2 separate regions of the Homo sapiens genome follow, and region 2 is linked to region 1. The links are chromatin loops, found by intact Hi-C in ENCODE. Cell type or tissue: HCT116. All regions are shown on one strand. Region 1 overlaps PIK3CB (phosphatidylinositol-4,5-bisphosphate 3-kinase catalytic subunit beta). Region 2 has its middle 5.9 kb from the start of DBR1.

Region 1 (2,500 bases):
AGTAGACCAAATTTATTTGTTCTGATTAAAAAACCCATTTCAAAGGTCTTTCTATTGAGCACTGGTGGGTTGTTTGAATTGAATAAATGCCAGTGCTTTTTGGCAGGGTCTTGAAAATTAAATCAGGGAACTAAAATTTGGTGGGTTTCTGAAGCAAAATGGTCTTTTTTCTATTCTGTCAAAACGCATACATTCAGCAATACTGGACAACTGAAATGAATGTTAAAATTGACCTGAATGATATATTATCTAAAATATTATTCTCTGTAATAGATGTAATTTTCAAACAATGGACATTCATTCTAGAACAGTCATTGCAAAGAGTCTAAAAGATTTAAAACTCTGGAGTTCACTGATGAAGCTGGTAGAAGGTACCCACGTCTTAGAAAGTGGTACTTTTGATAGATAATTGTCCCAAGATCAATGTTTCAATTGTATTTGGTGAAAGGTATGGCAATCCTACCCAAAATCTGAGATTTTTAAATTCTGGAAATGTTCTGGTCCATTACTTGGAGTATAAGAGTTTAAAACCTCAAAATTTCTCCTGCTTAAATTATCCTATCTATGAAAATATACCTATGAGAAAAGGATACTTTATGTGAATCCAACCAAGTACCATACACCCAAAAAAAGTTATAGAAACGATCTTTTGTTACCTGAGCAACATCCTCAAGTTTATTCCACTTGATTGACAGCAGTAATTTTGGCAGTGATTGTGGGAAAATCTCTCGGCAGTCTTGTCGCAAAGTCCAAATAAGATCCATTTCATTTTCACACAGTTGAGACAAGGGATCCCTGTCCAAGATTTCTTTCAATACAGGAAGAAACTTTTTTCCACCTCGACTCTAAAAAAGTAAAATGCTCATTATAGAATTTAATTGTGCAAACACCACAGCGAACTTTCAGTAAATTTATATATATTTATATATAATAAATGAACCTAAGTATGTGAGATACAAAAATATAATTCCATAAAAAAAAAAAAAAGGTAGATCCTTTAATAATTTCTAAGCTAAGGATGAAGAGATTCTTAAAACAGTTTCTAAAAATCTAAAAATGTAAACTGTGCAAACACTGGGTGGCAGTATTGCTTTTTGGATAAAAATCCAAGTCAGGCCAGGCAAGGTGGCTCACGCCTGTAATCCCAACACTTTGGGAGGCCAATGTGGGTGGGTGGACTGCCTGAGGTCAGGAGTTTGAGACTAGCCTGGGCAACGTGGTGAAAACCCGTCTTTACAAAAAATACAAAATACAAAAAAAAAAGGATAATGAGGTGGAGACTAAGAAGACAGTTATAAGACTAGAAGACTGATTACAAACAGGGGATTGAGCAAATAAGTAAATACACCAAAGTTAACAGAAATCCAGATTTCTCATCATTAGAAAAGGGAATTACAAATATGAAAAGACAAAGACTAGAAAATATACAGTGGGAATGGATCCATATTAGAGGTATTGATGAGAACTCATGGTCTTTAATAGATGGATAAATAAATATATCTCTGTGTATGTTTATTTTCCCAAACATATGGAGGTAAACAAATATATACTGTCTAGCTCTGTTTCACAAAAGGGCCTGGAAGCAACTGCACCCCTGCATTCTCCAAGGAGCACTTACTTACTTTATACCCAGGGGCAATGAGCATATCCAGGGCCTAGATCTTACACAGGCCAGGTATGGTGGCTCACGCCTGTAATCCCAGCACTTTGTGAGGCTAAGGCAGGAAGACTGCTTGAGCCCCGGAGTTCAAGAACAGCCTGGGCAACAAAGTGAGACCCCTAATTCTACTAAAAAAAATAGAAATTAAAAAAAAATTTTTAAATAGCTAGGTATAGTGGCATGTGCTTGCAGTTCTAGCTACTCAGGAGGCTGAGGTGGGAGGATCACTTGAGCTCAGGAGGTTGAGGCTGCAGTGAGCCATGATCGTGTCACTGCACTCCAGTCTGGGCAACAAAGCGAGACACTGTCAATCCATTCCATCCGTTTGTTTATCCGTCCGTCCATCCATCCATCCATCCATCCCTACATACTTTTCACAAATAAAAGGAATAAACTGAATATAAAAAATGAAACTCTCCGGAGAAATGCCTGATTCCAAGGCTGGGGTAGGGAAAGTACTAGATGAGTGTGGAATACGCTGTTGTATCGGAAAGAAAGAAATGCTCAAAGAATGATAGGGACAAAGCAAAAAGAGACAAGAGACAGCTTAAATGGGCTCCCATGAGCCAGATCTGGGATAAATTAAACATTAAGATAAATGACAGTAACTAATTACAAATCATCGAATAAATGGAAATCACAAATCCATCTCCTATAAGTTAAAAAAAAGAAGAAAGAAAAAAGAGATGAATGGGGGAGAAGAGGAGTTCAAGGCTGCAGTGAGCTATGACTGTACCATTGCACTCCAGCCCGGGCAACAGAGCAAGACCCTGACTCTAAAAAGATAGATAGATAGATAGATAGATAGATAGATAGATAGATAGATAGATAGATAGAGAT
Region 2 (2,500 bases), 520 kb before region 1:
TTGAGAACACCCTGGCAACATAATGAGAACCCTTTACAAAAAAATTAGAAAGAAAACATTAGCTAGGTGTGATGGTGGGTGCCTGTGTCCCTAGCTATTCAGGAGGCTGAGGTAGGAGAATCACTTGAGCCGGGGAGGTCAAGACTGTAGTGAGCCATGATCATGCCACTGCACTCCAACCTGGGTGACAGAACGAGACCCTGTCTTAAAAAAAAAAAAAGAGAGATTTACCAGAAAAAAAAAAAAACATTATTAGGGCAATTGACAAAATCTGAATAAGATCTGCAAATTAGATAGAAGGATATTAGCATTAATTTCCCAATTTTGATCATTTCACTGGTGTTATATAAAGGAATTCCTTGTTTTCAGGAAACACACACTGAAATATTTAGGTGTAAATGGACATCATTTCTGAAACTTATTCTCAAATTACATATATATATATAAGTAAAGATATATATATATCTTTACTTCTCTGCTCATACCTGTATTGCAGGGGCTAGAAGCTAAGGAACCACATTTTTTGGATTCCCTTGCCACCTTAGTTCTGGATTAGGTTTTACAAGTGGGAGGCACTTGTGTGAGATTAGGAGGTAGAGGAAAGGTAAAAGCTGTTTCTTTTCTGTCTCTGGCAACTGTGGTAGCAGCAGACAAGCCTGACCTTCTCAGTGGCAGCCAGCACCCTAAGCTCCTTCAGTGGTGATGAACGTTCTGCAGCTCCTGATCTCAAGTAAAATAAACCCTGCCTGTTTGCAACTTTAGGTCTTCCAATAACTTGTCATCTTTTTGTTTAAAAAACTTAGAAGGGATTCTGTTTTCCTGTATGATATGCCAGTCAAGATGTTATTCATGTAAAAGGCAGCAAGCAGATGTTTTTGACCACTGAAAAGAACTCCAGGGAGACAACACTCATGGACCCTTCCTAAAAAAAAAGACTATAATGAAATCCAGCCAAATAAGAGGTGAATAAAAATAAGAATTCAGGAAGGAAGAATTGTGTTTAAAAGATGGATGATTAAAAATGGAGCAGTGTAAAGGGACAGGAAATGTTGCAGAGTAGTTAATACAAGGTAGTTCAGGAAGGCCTTGCTGTTAGGGTGACATATTGAGCAGAAACCTGCATGAAATAAGGGAGTGCACTATGGTGTATTTGGGCAATGGGTTTTCAAATTCGCTTATAAGTAAAGTGTTAACAAACATCAGGAAAAACATTCATCATTGCTATCCATATCTTATAATTGAACTAAGTGATTATGGCACCTATTACCACCTGATGGCAGCACGCTACAAGAAAGCTGAGAGACAGAGACCTATGCCTGATGCAGTAAAACTGTAGTCAGTAATTGTACAGAAAAGCAAACATCACAGACAGATAAAAGAGTCCTGTGGTGTCTCTAATCTCTGAACTTATCAGAAATTTGGTAGACTTTCTGATTTTAGCAGGAAAAAAACAAGGAATATCTCCTGTGTATAGGTTTTATGGCTTCCAAATTATGTTCCTGTATTGTTAAGTGGTAAAAAGATCAGATCTGTTTTGTGTAATTTGTTATTATTGCTTCCCCATTTGAAATGCATCTGCCTAATGTGGTCACCCTTGCTTGAGGGAAGTAGGGGAGCCTTTCTATTACCTGGGCAATCCAGAAGGTCATATAACCATCAAAGATGGGCTGATAGTATATAGAGTGTTTCTTCTTCACCTATAAATAATTGGGGCTCTTGTCCTAATATGATTTTGGACAATCTGCCAGTGTTTCCACATCTATATCCAGGGAAGTAGTATCTTAATTGTTCGATTAGACAAATGTTCACGGATGAGCCATGATCTGTGTGGAATAGCATGCAGGGCTTTGCCTGCTTCATTCCTATTTACACTTCAGGTCAGAGCTTGGGTGCCAGCTCTACCATAAGGCCCTCCTATGATCTCAGTTCTGGTGAGGTTTCTCTCCTATGTACTCCCTTGGCCCCACACCCTCTCACTTACCACCCTACAGTGTAGTGACTTGTTAGCTTGACTCTCTACTTCTTGCCTGAAAGCTCTGTGAAAACAGGGAATATATCCATCTTGTTCATAATTGTATTCCACTCCTGGGCATTGTGCCTGGCACATAGTAGGTACCTAGTATATCTCTATCTATCTATCTATCTATCTATCATCTATCTATCTATGTTTTGTCAAATGAATAAATTTCCAGGATCCTTAGCTAGGTTCTCTTTTGTGAAATTCTTTTCATTATTAAAATAAATTAAAAGAGTTTCTTTTTCATTATTAAAGAAAAACAGTTGCTCAATCCACAGTGACTCAATTTTTTACACTTACATTTTTCATTGTGTATTTCCTAAAAACAAGGGCATTCTTTCCATGACAGCAGTACAATTATCAAAATCAATACATTAGCAATGATACCTTATCTACAGACTTTATTCAAATTTTTCCAATTTTCCCATTGATGTCCTTTATAGCAAAAGAAAAAAAAGTTTTCCCTTTTCTGAGATCCAATTA

The links. A loop is a pair of places that touch in the nucleus more often than their neighbours do. Peaks named below come from ENCODE experiments on the same cell type or tissue, not always from the same donor. Only the 100,000 strongest peaks of a DNase experiment are listed, where the experiment ranks them.
Region 2: a loop joins it to region 1, with 3 times the contacts of the local background. A loop is called at or near these places in 3 of 110 quality-filtered maps.

The regions. Positions count from the first base shown.
Region 1 is chr3:138,698,251-138,700,750 of GRCh38, forward strand. It overlaps PIK3CB (phosphatidylinositol-4,5-bisphosphate 3-kinase catalytic subunit beta), which reads right to left. Exons shown (of 24, transcript NM_006219.3): 13 at 657-845. Among named protein-coding and RNA genes, the nearest start is that of FAIM, 91 kb to the left of the region's middle. In HCT116, CTCF peaks have their summits at 1,088 (motif pointing right) and 1,288; a DNase peak (open chromatin) is centred at 1,111.
Region 2 is chr3:138,179,525-138,182,024 of GRCh38, forward strand. No RefSeq gene overlaps it. Among named protein-coding and RNA genes, the nearest start is that of DBR1, 5.9 kb to the left of the region's middle. In HCT116, a CTCF peak has its summit at 1,262 (motif pointing right); a DNase peak (open chromatin) is centred at 1,277.